Regions from separate parts of the Homo sapiens genome. Here region 2 is linked to region 1. Evidence: chromatin loops called from intact Hi-C (ENCODE). Cell type or tissue: heart left ventricle. All regions are shown on one strand. Each heading gives the region's core, and the rest is flanking DNA. Links, peaks and the distances in the headings are about the cores only. Region 1 has its middle 100 kb from the start of ERVE-5. Region 2 overlaps LINC02987 (long intergenic non-protein coding RNA 2987).

What was found. Peaks named below come from ENCODE experiments on the same cell type or tissue, not always from the same donor. Only the 100,000 strongest peaks of a DNase experiment are listed, where the experiment ranks them.
Region 2: it touches region 1 in a loop (9-fold over the local background); 40 of 110 quality-filtered maps call a loop at or near these places.

What each region holds. Positions count from the first base shown.
Region 1 is chr19:28,706,564-28,713,782 of GRCh38, forward strand. It overlaps the pseudogene LOC100420587. Among named protein-coding and RNA genes, the nearest start is that of ERVE-5, 100 kb to the left of the region's middle. In heart left ventricle, for the core only: a CTCF peak has its summit at 3,943 (motif pointing left); no DNase peak of the experiment used is centred there; H3K27me3 peaks cover 490 bases.
Region 2 is chr19:27,970,833-27,978,051 of GRCh38, forward strand. The region is part of intron 3 of LINC02987 (long intergenic non-protein coding RNA 2987); the gene reads left to right. Among named protein-coding and RNA genes, the nearest start is that of LINC00662, 180 kb to the left of the region's middle. In heart left ventricle, for the core only: a CTCF peak has its summit at 3,338 (motif pointing right); no DNase peak of the experiment used is centred there.

The sequences.
Region 1 (7,219 bases), core at 2,640-5,139:
AAATTAAAAATAATATTGTTGGGAATCTTTTTTTTTTAATTCTAGAAATTTGACATCCTTTCCATAAATCACCTACGATCTGTATAGTTTGCTTCTTCCTCATGGTCTTTTTTCTATACAGCCCTGTAAGTATCTTCCCAACATATACACTGCTACAAAGAACCACAAGTCCACTTACTCAAAAACTGGGTCAACTCCTTTTAAGCTTCCAATGCCTTTAATGTTTCAAGGCAATTCAATAATTCATTTGAAGTGAAATAGGTTGAAATCACATTCTTGGAGCTTTGACAAGAACAGTCATTTATTGTTTACTTAATCATGTCATGCATGAGAGTTTGGTTGTGTCTTCCATACCCACCTTCCAACTCAATGGAGTCAACACTGCACTCCATTATGCCACATACCACAAAATGGTCAGGACAAACGATAACAGTGTCACCTTCATAGCAGGCATTTATAACAGATAATGGATCACCGAAGAACTAGAAAACAACAACATATTTGCAAATATACACCCACATATGGTGTGGATCTCTGTCCCCAACCAAGTCTCATGTCTCATGTTCAATTGTAATCCCCAGTGTTGGATGTGGAGCCTAGTGGGAGGTGACTGGGTAATGGGGACAGTTTCTAATGGTTTAGTACCATCCCCCTAGTGCTGTCTCATGACAGAGTTCTCATGAGATCTGGTTGTTTAAAAGTATGTAGCACCTACCCTCATTCTCTTTCTTCCTCCTCCTCCAGCCATTTAAGCCATGCCTGCTTCCCCTTCACCTTCTGCCATGATTGTAAGTTTCCTGAGGCCTCCCCTGCCATGTGTCCTTATAACCTGCAGAACTGTGAGCCAATTAAACCTCTTTTCTTTATCAGGTATTTATAGGCAGTGTGCAAAGTGACAAATATACAACCCCACAAAGCAACTCGAGTATTATTCCAAGTGCCTTCATGTCTCACTCTGAAAATGGAGCCAACACTGCACGCTGAAGCATCTCCTTTGGTAGTGGACTGAACCTAATGCATGCCTGGTAAGTGGCTACTGCTGATGAAAGGCAGGGTTCTCACTACTTCCTATTTAACAGAAAACCACCTCTGGGAAGCTCTGTGTAGAATTCATGAAAACCTATGGTGAATCAGAAGGAAAAAAGCCACTTGCAGCAAGACACTCTTCTTTTACCTGAATTTCTATATCTTCCCCCAAGGCACCTGGCAAAGCCTGTCCATGAGTAGGGTCCACAGCAGACCAGTCATCATGGTGGAGGAGATCTCATGGGTGGAACTTCTGACAACTGGATGGACACCCTTTGCTTAGATGTTAGAATTCTGATAACCAAACACATACCATGAAGAAACCAAACAGACCTAACAGTTCTCAGTAAGATAGCAAGGAAGAAAAGATGCTAACTAGCTAAGAATTACAAAGGCACACATACCTCAACAAAGGACTCTCCATGAGTTTTAGCTTTTGCTTCACCTGTTCAATCTCTGAATACAATTTTAACCCTTCAACCATGGAGATATTTTCCTGCTCAGAGCTACAATTTGCCAAACTGCTTCTCAGATTAAAAAATTTGCTGTAACTCTCCTCACATTGAGACAACAGATTGTGGTAGTCACGTCCTGAAGGAACTCAGTTTTCAAGAATGTCATAATCCCTGAGAGTTTAAAAGCAAACTGAAATCCATTGCCTTTCAGACACATTTTTTCTCATTAAGAAAGCCCATGGAGTCCTCAAAGACCCACTAAGAAAAGTGCTTTATAACTCAGGTACATGTTAAGTCTCTCTGAATAGTACTCTAAGTGGTAACTGTTGAAAGTTTCAAACACCACTTCATTGAAGTCATTAATTTTTCTTCTTTTGAGGAATTGTTTTTTCTTAGATCCAAACATTTGTGCTTTAGAATTACCTAAAGTTCATATTGTACAATTTGTAATCATTATTTAATAAGAAATTATTTTCTTCTCATATATTAGATTCAAAATCTTAATAAGGAGTGGGTGGCAAGGGCCAACTGGGGAGTAGGGGTATAGAGGGAAGTAAATTGTTTCACAATGGTTAAGACTGCCATGTTTTTCAGAGATCTGAATGTGATTTTAAAATGTTTTAAAAGATTACCATATTTATAGGATCAAAAATTAGAAATGACTCAAACTGTCTAGTCCTTCCTTACATTTAAAGCACTATATAGGCACAAAATTATGTTGAATATTCCCAGAGAAAGACCAGGGGATTTCAAAAAAATAAACCTTTGAGATTTTGAGGGGAAAAAAATGCTGTCATTATTAGAGAATGATTAACACAAAATAACCTTGTACTGGACCACCTTACTGGCACTTGAAATTTATTCATTTACATAAATTCTCAAATATAATGACAGAACAAAAAGTATGTCTCAATGTAATAAAATAATTTATAAATGTACAGTCAATAGATATTAAATTAATGGGTTTAACAATAAAATAAAATATTGCCATTACCTGTAGTTTTAAAATAATTGCTTTATTTTTCAGTTAAATGTATATCAACTAGCTGTGCCTTAGGTTAGAGCTTCTCAATTCTGATGAATATTAGAATCACCTAGGATCTTTCAAAAATACAGATGCTCAGGCCAACATCCAGAGCAATAAAAACGGGCCTCTGAAAGTGGAGAGGTATTTTTTAAAGTTCCCCAAGCATGTAATGTGTAGCCAAGGTTGAGAACTATTGTCTTAGATTATTATTTTTTTAACTTCGTCATGCTCTTAAGAAGATGGGGGGAGGGGAGAAAGCTGAACAAAATCCTAATTCATATCAAATTATGGTGAACACTCAATATTTAAAATGAACAGAAGATTTTATTTTCTTGCTTTTCCAAGTAAATGGATTGGGTAAAGCTTGAAAAAGTAAGGATTTTGTCTACTTTGGTTATCCACACTCATTTAAAGATACTCTAGAAATCTACTTTGCAAATAAGAAATTACGAACCAAACCACTGGTCTATTAAGTTGCGAAGATTAAGACTAAAATTTTAAAATAAGTTTCTTAGCATTTCCAATATCCATGCAAGTTAGCTTATTTCTTCTCATTAGATTGATACTTTACAGTCTAGAACCAGTGAACCAACATCATCTTCAGACCCCTAAGTTCTGAAGTAGTGTGTTTTGAATTAGAAAGGAAAAATATTTGCCACATGGTGCAAAATCAAGACAGTGATTTGATCTTGCCTGCTGATAGCTCTACTCCTATCTTAGCCCAGGAACCTTTTTAGAGTCTGCATACATGTGATAACATTCCAGTTTCTCCATCAAGTGCCACAGTTTCTTCTCCGTAACTAAAGACAATTCCTCCCTTATGCTGTCCCATCTGCCAGTGATGTACAAGGCATGTATGGAGATCATTACTTGTCCACACATGCAAGGCTCTCAAATCAGAATACAATTTTTTTTGTCCACATACAGATCAAATTTGCCAGATATGCATTATATTTACCTACCATTACATTCTACTTCAATCAAAACCAATCACTGCTCTTTAAGAGCAAGTGTATCAAACCTAGAAAATATTCAAGCTTTTTGATGTTCTGGGATTGTACTGAACACACTATAGAAAAATAGGAAATGCACAATAGAAAAATTAGAAAGGTAGAAATCACAGTCAACTTATGAAAGCTGAAATCAGACATACATAATTGTAAACCAGGTAGAACCATTAACCAGATTTTCATTTTTTAAAAAATTTTGTTATTATTTACTATTTAAACCAAGAGAAACTTACTAAATCAAATCAAACTGCATGAAAATGTAAAGGCCTTGTCTTATATAATGTCAAATCATCTTTCACATAGGAAAAACAAATTACCTTCTACAATTCTTTTTAGTGTGAGTTCTAATTTTATTGCAGCATTGCCTGTTAATTTACTGCTCAGGAATACAGGAGAAAATTACTGGTCTTACAGCACCATCTAGTGGAAAGATAAGTGTCGCATGTAACAAGATCAGCATAGAACAACTACTTAATTTAGGTTGCATGATTAATTTTGGTATTTTTGAACGGAAAAGCTTTTCCTTGTCAAAATATGATAAATTAGAAGAATGCGTTTAGGTATTTTTGATTCATCTGTTAGTTTAACCTAGTATGTTTTACTATAGGAACTTAGAGTAAAGCCATATACTTTAAAAAAAAAGTATTATTTAAGTTTCAAGCAAAAAAGTCTCTATAATGCAAATAAGTTCTTTGTTTTTCAAACAATTGTCATTAAATAGATGTTCACAAACCTCCTGATTTTAGGCTTAGTTTATAAACAGTTAAAGCAGGTTTCTCTGCACTTGTTCGTTTCATTTAATAACTTGAAAAGGGGCTGCACTATTTGTATATTGGTCTATTTCTGTCTATAGGCCCTTGGAGTAAGAGTATGTGCGTGTGTATGTGTGTGTGTATGTGTGTGTGTGCGTGCATTGCGCATGTGTGTGTCTCACAAAGGTAAAATTAAGCCATGGTAACTATTTTTTCAATATGTACAAGGTCAGTAATAAACACAATCTCAATTGAGGTTTAACACGTCTGACAAAACAATCATATGCATCATCCTTTTCTTCATCCCAACTCTTCCAAATGTTCTGGTAGAAAAACCTGAAAAATAACTTAATATCATTCAAATTTAATCACTGGCTCCAAATGTTAGGATTCTGGAGGGATGAGAGCTAAAGAATAAATCAAAGCAATTCTCATATCTCAGAGAATGCTGCATATTTGCTATGGTTATCAGTTGAGTCACACAAGATAAAGACCTTCTTTGAATCAGCTAGAGGGGTTTTTCTATAACACTCATTTTTTTAAAACTTTCTTTTTATCAGAAGTAGTATTTATTGACCATCTCTAACTGGGCAGGTAGTAGTTCCATTTGTTGAGATAGAAAACACTGGGAGAGAAACAGGTTTGGGGTTCAAAATGAAGAGTTGTGTCTTTGCCATGTTCAGGCTGAGATGCCTATCTGACCTCCCAGTAATGACGTCAAATGTACAGAGAAATATACAAGCCCAGAGATCCAGGGAAAGGTCAGGGCTAGAGACATAAATCTGGGAGGTGTCAGCATATTAATAGTTTTAAAGCAGTAAATGAGATCATCTAGGGACATAATATAAAGCAGCAGTTCTCAACCCTGGTTGCACATTAGGGTCCCCCGGGATACTTTAAAAAATTGATTCCCTATCCCAGACCAATAAATCAGATATCTGCGGAGGGAAGGGGGTTAGCATTCACATGTTTTTTAAAGCTCTCTAAGCACTTTAACAAATTTTTATTACAAAAAATTCTAAACATACAACAGATAAAATAGTATCATGAATATCATGTATCCATCAGCCAACTTCAAGAATTACCCACTTGGGAGAAATCTTATTTCATCTCTACCTCACCAACCTACCCTCTGCTCCTCTCCTCTCATCATCCTGACCCTGGCTTATTTTGAAGCAAATCTCAGATGTATCAAATCATTCACAAATTTTTAGTATGTAGCTCTAAAATAAATCCTTATGCCAAAAAAGTTTTAATTTCTTAATATTACCAAATATCCAGTCAGTACTCAAATTTTCCTAATTTTCTCTTTTGCTGTTGTTGTTTTACAGTTGACTTGTTCAAATTAGGATCCAAACAAGGCCAGCTGTGGCCCTTAATGGATGCGTCTCTTAAATCACTTTTATTCTATACATTACCCCTTGCTCTTTTTACCCTTGTAATTTATTTAATAGTTTCACACACACTGAATTTTGTTGATTACTTATCCATGGGGTCATTTAACATGTTTTTCTGTTTCTTTCCTTTCTAGTAAACTGATAGTAAGATCTAGAGCTTGATGGGCTTCAGGAAAGACTTTTTGGCAGGAATACTTCAAGTGAGGTATGATGTACTTGCATCGGGAAGCACATATAGCAAGTCCTCTAATATCAGCCTTTCATTGAATGCCTTTCACTATATAAGGGAATAAACATCAATTCCTGGCCATAGTCGCAGTCTGTGTGGAGTTTTCATGTTTTTCCTATGTCTGCATGGGTTTTCTACAGGTACTCTGGCTTCCCACATCATAAAGATGTGCATACGAAAGATGAGCATGCTAGCTGAACTGGTGTGTCGACATCGTCCCAGTCTGAGTGTGGGTGTGAGTGCACCCTGGGATGAAGTGGCATTGTGTCTCATGCTGGTTCCTATCTTGCACCCTAAGCTGCCATGATAGGTTTTGGCCACCTGCATCCCTGAACTGGAATAAGCAGGTTGGAAAATGAAAGAATGAATATGAATTATTGTCAAATAAAAAATCTTAAATTAGACAATAATCATACAAATGCACAACAATAAACAATGCAGTATAAAATCACTCAGCGAGTCCATCAAGTTGGTGACGGTTTGAACCACGTGGTGGTAAAGGGTACTCCTTACAATTTTTACTTTGCCGACATTTATTCCTCAATTTGACCAACCACCACCATGACTGCCGTGACTCACTGATTCACCAAAAATTGGGTAAATAATTATTTTGTTTTTATAATCTTTCTTATATGTATACAGGATTCACATTTATTTCAATGTTCAAGATTAAAATTGTTTTTGGTCTTTATTTAGAAGTTTGGTGATGTTTTTGTGACCAGAAATAGGCCATAGGAACTTTAACTTTTGTTTGTATCTATTAGCCTATGGTAACATTGGTTTTGTAATTTCGCTTAAAGTTGAAGTTTCCAAGAACCTGTCGACAACAGTAAGTGAAGACTTCTATAACGCCTAGCCATCTCTTTTTGTGAGGTTAAGACTGATCAATGGATTCAGGTGTTGTCAGCCTGATTCACCCACTATGAAGTTCTCTATTAGTTTTTCACCTAAAGATTACAGCAGTCATTGAGGATCACTGCCTACAACCTTTATTTCATTAGTGGTTACAAAATATGGATATTCTATCATTCCTTCTTCATGTAGTGGTTGGATGTGTCTATAAGGAAAATCCCCAAGTTATTATAATGTGGTTCCAAGGTAGAGTAGATGAGAAAAAGAAGAGTAATAGGATTGATCCCTTGGTAACTCGAACACTCTAAAAAGTTAGAGCATGAGAGAAGAGCTAGGCAAGATGACTAGAAAACCAAGCCGGTGAGACACCAAATGAATAGTGCTGTCGTAGAGGCTGAGAGGAGAGTGTGTTAAGATGGGAATGGAGGAGGCAGAGCAAGGTAGTGGAAAAGAAGGCTCCTCTGATCATTC
Region 2 (7,219 bases), core at 1,995-4,494, 740 kb before region 1:
AGGTTGCAATGAACCAAGATCTCCCCATTGCACTCCAGCCTGGGTGACACAGCAAAACTCTGCCTAAAAAATAAAATAAAATAAAAAAGTTTGCTTCTGAAATTATTATACAAACTTTAAGAGAAACTTATGAAAGCAAAGTAAATACACACATTCGAGTTGTATCATCATTACAGCTTAAAATGTTGCCATTGCGTTTTTCATAATAGAACCATTGCTATTAAAAGCAGCGGGAGAGATTTCTGATTTCCCCCCCACACATCAGTGCATATGAAGTGTACACACATGCAAGGCAGGCGGAGGTGTTGGGATGGGGAGCAGTAAGGAGACGGATTCCAGTGGAGCTCTGAGCTGAGTCCCAGGCTGCATTCCTCAGGCAGTTCTCATGCAGGCTGTGATTGACAGCTGCTGCCGTGTCGTCTTTGTTCCTTGGGCCATGAGTCTTAATCTACCCCTACTGATCACTTGTGCCTGCTTATGAAATTGCCCAGGAATGTGGTTCCAGTAGGCCTGGGACACAAGCTTTGCTCGTTAGTCTTCCAAGCCATAGCTGTTTCCTTACATTTACATCATCCCTACAGAATTCCTATTGTAAAAATGTTAATAATAAATTCTATTCAAATTGTTGAAATTGTTTTACCCCTCTTCACAGCCAACCTATAGAGGAAAGTCAACTGCATGGCTGGGAAGGAAAGAATACTTAGGTCAATACTTACTTATTTACCATTCAATTAGAGTTTAGGAGAGAAGGCTTCTGATGTGCACTTGAGTCAAAGCCCTCAATGGGTGCTGGACCAGACACAGGCCTTTTCGAGGAGCTGCAAGTCATTTGGAACTCTCAGCACATGCTGGAGGGAAGCAGGAGTGGTGCTTCCAGATTTAGACAGATAGATGATGCTGGGGGGAAAGCTGGATTGGAAAAGGGAGAGTTTTGTACTCAGGCTAAACTAGATGTGCCTTTTAGATAGCAGAGTAGCAGTGTCTAGTCATCATTTGGATATATGGGACTAGAGCATGAATTTGTGGTAGAGATGCAGAGTGAAGAGTAATAGCAGCTGTTCAAATGCAGAGTAAGTGTGTAGAATAAAATTGGACAAGCCAGGCATGGTGGGTTCATACTTTTAGTCCCAGCTACTTGGGAGGCTGAGCTGGGGGGGATTACTTGAGCCCAGTAGTTTGAGTCCAGCCTAGGCCACATGGTGAGAACCCATATCTTGAGAAAAGAAAACATAAAGCCAGGTGTGGTGGTTCGCCCTTATAATCCCAGCACTGTGGGAGGCCACGACAAGAGGATTGCTTGAGCTTAGGAGTTCTAGAATAGACTTGGCAATAAGGTGAGGCCCCATCTCTACAAAAAAAGAAAGAAATTAGCCAGCCATTATGGCACATGCCTGTGGCCCCAGGTACATGGTAGACTGAGGCAGGGAGATTACTTGAGCCAGGAGGTGGAGACTGCAGTGAATCATGATCATGCCACTGCACTGCAGCTCGGGCAACAAAGTTAGACCCTGTCTTAAAAAAGGTAAAGAAAATTGAGAGACGATAGGTCTGTAAGGACTTATAGTGAGTAAAGGACAGGCCCCCAGAGGAGTAGCTGCTAGAATGGGAGGAGGAAAAGCAGGAAAGGATAATAAAAGAGTTAAAAGATGCTGTGGTCACAGTGCTGAATGCTGCCGAGAAGTGACTCATTCCATAAACACTCACTGGATACTGACTCTGTGTCACTCTTCTAAGTGCTGGGGTAGAAGGGAGGACAGGTTGAATACAGTTCTTGCCTTTATGAGCTTATGTTCTAGTGAGACACAAGTAGTTTTTCAGGTAGTGTCAAATAGCAGGAAGAGGAAGCTGGATAAAGGGATTCAGAGTGTCGGGGTGCTCAGTACTTTAGATAGAATGATAAGGAAGAGTCTCTCTAGAGAGCCAACATTTGAACAGTGACCTGCCCAAAGCAACGAAGGGAAGGAGTGCTGGCATTACAGGCAGCAGAGACAGGAATGTGTTTCACATGTGTTCACAGAACAAACAGCAAGGTGACCAGTGTGGTCAGAGTGAGGAATAAGGGAAGCAGTGGAGATAAGGCCACACAGGCAGGGCCACAGCTCACAGGGCCTTTTGGCTTCAGGCCATAGGAAGATGTTAAGGTTTTATTCCAGTTTGATAGGGGACTCATGTAGATCTTGAGCAGGGAAGTGAGTGCTGTTAATAAAGAGGTTATGGTGACTGCTTTGGGGAAAGTAGGCCATGGTTGGGAGGCAGATTGGAGGCAGAGAAGAGGGCTAAAAAGCAATTAGAGTGATACAGGTGAGCAATGAGAGATTGTGGCTCATAATCAACCCAGGCAGACTACCAGTGAAGGCAGACATAACAGGCATTGGAGACATTGCAGAAGGGTAACTCAAATGCAGGTATTTGGCCCCAGCAGCTAGGCAGATGGCAATGTCCTGTACAAGATTAGAAAAGGCTTGGGGGGTTGACTGTTGGGCTGGAGACTTCCAGTTTGTAAGTGTGAAGGCACCAGAAACCTAGGCAAGAGAAGTGTTGGAAGAGTAATGTCAGTGGGGCAGGCAGTGTACATTAAGGAGAGATGGAAGATGAGGAGCTGGCATGAGGGCATGGTGCTGTGAGCACCAATGAGATGACACAGCTGGAGGAGTAGTGGGGAGTGAGATGGGAACAAAGGAAACACAGTTAGATTGGGGAAAATCGCTAGTAGAGAGGCACAAAATCTTCAAAAAGAGGTGATTGTAGGAACAGTGTTCTGCAAAAGTGGAATGGGATCAACTGCACTGAGAAAAGTTGGCATCAGTGGGGAAAACATTTCTACATCTGAGCTGATGATCATAACCTTCAGACAAGAAATAAACTCGTATAAAATAAACTTTTTCCCTTTGTTTTGACATAAAGAGTTCAGGTAGCTCGCAGACATACTCTTCTGCAGAGCACCCTCTGAGGTAACACCTCCTCACAGCTCACCTTTAATCTTTACTCAGCTGTTCACTTTGCCCAATTCTTTGTAAAGCAGATGTTTGATAAATGTAAACTATCAAACATGTGCTAATTCATGAGATTGTCTCACAAACTACTCGGCAGGCTTAGAGGAATCCCAGGGATGCAGAAACTGGCAGCTGTTTCCACCTTTAAACCAACAGAATTGACTAAGTTGCAGGATGTAAGAGAGAATAAATTTTCATGAAGTGATCATGAAGATGGGAAAATAGGGGCTGAGAGGAGGGCCATTCTTTTATACACATGTGTTTTTTATCAAGCAACTGAATACTGAGAATGTTTTACAACCCCTGAGACCTGCACCTGCCATGCTGCTCTGCACAGCGGCCACTGGGAGGCTCTCTTGACCAGCAGTTTTTTAAGCTAGCACCACAAAAGGGTTAGTGTTTGTGAAAAGGAGATTAACATTTGCTCACTATCACATGGGTTTTATATATTCAAGCTTGACATGCCTGTAGAATTTCTATCTACCTCCCAGCTAAGTATGAGACATTACATTTGGTAGGCACTTGAGTATTTCCTGAACAACTTCAATCCACACTGGTCCTTAGTGTGTGCTGCCTTTTATGAGTGTGAAGATGATGACACTGCCTCTCTTCATGGTGGCCTTGGCTGACATATGCAGGCATTCTTGTCACCGAAATTGGGCTGGAAATTCCCATAGGCAGAGTAGGCAGCAGAAGTATCTGACCTATGATTGTAATGTGGTCTCTTGCTTTGCCTGACCAAGCAAAGTATGTAGAGCATAAGAATAAAAGACACTTTCTGGTCAAAACCAGAAGAAATCTGTCATTCAAAAGAGTTCTTATCAGAGCACTTAAAGTGAACTAAATCAAAGGCCAGTGCTCTATTTTGCATATTTACATAGAAAGACTCTTAAGTTATGTGGAGATAGACCTTTGCCCGACCAACTGGAAGAGATTGTCATGGGAGCCATTCTTCTCACCTCCAAAGTTTGGAAAGATGTGACTATATGGAATAGGGAATACTGCAGGCTCTTTGTGAACACTAGCATTAAAGACATGTGAGTTTCTAAGGTTTTTGTGAACTTTCTAACCATTTTCATTACCTTATTTGCTCCCATAAATGTAACACTTTAAGACATATTTTTAAAGGCTACAGTGTGCAGATAAGGAAAACACATAAAACCACATACTTCTTTATATCCAGCTTTAGTATAAAAGTTCATATCTTTTCACTGTTAATGGGTAGGTCTTGGTGAGTTACTGTTGTAATAATCTGCTCTGCTCATACATGGAAAAGTATTTTTCTGGTGGTTTTTGGCAAATACTTCACAAGTGCACTACCAGAACACCATAGCACAGTAAATATCTTTATGGCTTTTTAGAAGCTGTCTGTAAGTTCCAGTCTCTTTTTAAGGGACACATGTCTGGCTGTTGAAATAATTGGCCACTCTTAAGGTCTAGGGCCTCTGGACTATGGAGAAGTTATAGCCTCAGCCTCAGTCACACATTGTGTATTTGCTTTTGCTGATGTTTTCTCCCTTATATTTAAATGTCTGTTTTTTTATAGAAAACTTGAGATGCAGAATAGCCACAGATCCCTGTGCCCTCCCCATTAGGAGTGTTGCATGTGTTTAGAAATTGGGTTGATGAGTTTGCTGCTCCAGTGTTTCCTTGAGGCAGTATGCAAAAAATTGCCCAGGCATCACACAATGCCCACCACACTCAAGAGGCTCCTGGGGCACTCATACAACCACAGCAGCAATCTGTGGGACTTGAGTTACCAAGGAGAGTGCGAGAAATCTTGCTGAGTCATGGGGTTGCTCATAGACGGTGCCAACATGATACTGAAACATGGGCTTCATGGGGGCTTTCTTCCAGTCTGGCCTTACGACTGTTGTAAAGGGAAGAGCCTTGGAGCTTGTAAGCAGGGTGAGCTAGGGAAGCATTTCCACCAAACACTCTAGTAATGTCCACAGGACAGTGAGAATAGCTATATGGGTGACACTTAAGAAAATATAAAGGGACACCTGTTGCTGTCGTTGAGCAGCATATGAAGAACAATATCATGACAGGCAGTGGCAAGAGTTTGTTTTTTTACATTTGCCCGTTACTCCAGATAAGACTGCCATCCAGAATGTATGTGATCACAAAAGTAGAGCTTGATGGCTGATTAGAAGTCTCTGCCAATTGTTCTCCTCATAAGAATAACAAATTGAGTAACTATCTAAATAAAAAACACCTTTATTAGAACTAAAAATAGCTAAATAATTATAGTACCTGGTTTAAACTTTGTATCACTGAAAAAGGCAGTGAACACGGTAGGAAAGACAGTCTTGAGTTGCTGATGCCAGCCCTCCCTTATGTCCTAGCATTGGCCATGTGACAAGAAGAGAATCTGCATGCTTGGGGAAGGGAGAGCACAGCAGTGTGAGACTTTGCATTGAACTCAGTGCTGCGTTGTCATAGCAGAAAGCAAAACTGGGCTGAACTCAGCCAGTGCCCACCCACGGATGGAACATTTCTAGCCCTAGCCTGAAGGGAATCACCCATCCCAGTGGCTGAAAACTGAGTTGTGGAAAGCCTCACTGCTGTGGGATAAAGTATTCTGGGGTCCTTAATAAACTTGAAAGACTGTCTAGGCCACAAGGACCGCAACTCTTAGGCAAGTCTGAGTGTTGTGCTGGGCTTGGAGCCGGTGTATTTGGGGGGCATGTGACCTAGAGAGACAGCAGATGGGGCAGCCCAGGGAGTGCTGTACCACCCCTCCTTCAATCTTAGGCAGTGTAGCTCACAGCTCTGACAGAGACCTCTTTCTTCTGCTTGAGAAGAGTAAAGAGTAAAGAGGACTTTGTCTTGCAACTTGGATACTAGCTCAGCCACAGTAGGAGAGGGCACTGGTCAGAGTCATGAGGCTCCCATTTTGGGTCCTAGCTTTTGGATAATACCTCTAGACAAACCCTGGGCCAGAAGGGAACCTGCTGCCTTGAAGGGAAGGAATCAGTAAGGGCAGGATTCATCACTTTCTGACTAAAGAGCTCTTGGACCCTGAATAATCAGCAGTGGTAAGCAGGTAGTACATGTCATGGGTCTTTAGTGAGCCTCAGAGATCTGCTGGCTTCATGTGTGACCCAGCACATTCCAAACTGTGGTGGTTATGAGGAGAGACAACTTCTGCTTGAGAAAATCTGAGGGAAGAGTACAGAGGACTTTGTCTTGAGCTTAGACACCAGAGCAGCCACAGTGGAGAAAAGCACCAAGTGGGCTGTTGGGGTCCCTGATTCAGGCCTTGGCTCTTGGATGGCATCTCTGGGCTTTCCCTGGGCCAGAAGGGAGCCCACTGCTCTGACGAGTGAGTTCCAGGCCAGGCAGCATTCACCACAAGCTGACTGAGAGCCCTTGGGCCTTAGTGAACATCAGTGGTGACCTGGCAGTACACCCCAGGGGATTGTGATGCTGGTGAACATGGGGACAGACTACTCTGCCTGGGTAATGGGGAAGGAAGAGTGGAAAGGTGTTTGATGGTTTTAGTGCCAGCTCAGTCACAGTAAAACAGAGCACCAGGTGGATTTCTAAGGTTTATAACCCCAGCCCTAGCCCCCAGACAGCACCTCTGAACCCATCCAGGGGCCGGGGGAACTTACTACACTTAAGTGAAGGACAGAAGGTTCTCTGGCTTCACTACCTGCTAATTGTAGAGCCTTGGGGCTTACTGCAAAATAGCTGGCAGCCAGGGAGTTGTTACAGTAGAGGCCTTGGGCAGTAACAGTGCTGTGTGGGCTTCAGATCAGACCCAGTGCTGTCCTAGGTGTAGTGGCCACAGGGGTGCTTGTATCACTCATCTTCGAACTCCAGAAAGCTCAGCACAGAGAGACTCTTTTTGTTTGGGGGAAAGTAAGAGAAGAAATGAGTCTCTGGCTGCTAATGCAGAGAATTCTTCCAGATCAAATCCGAGATCACTAATGTGCTACCTCTACATATCTGCAAGAACCAATGACATTCTTCATAGACATAGAAATAGAAAAGACAATCCTAAAATTTATATGGAACCACGAAAGACACAGAATATTCAAAGCTATTCTCAGGAAAAAACGAAAAAAACAAAACAGAAGGAGTCACATTGTTTGAATAGAAATGATACTCTACAACTATAGTAACCAGAACAGCATGGCACTGGCATGAGAACAGACACATAGACCAATGAGACAGAAGAGAAAACTCAGAAACAAATCCATAAGTCCACAGTGAAC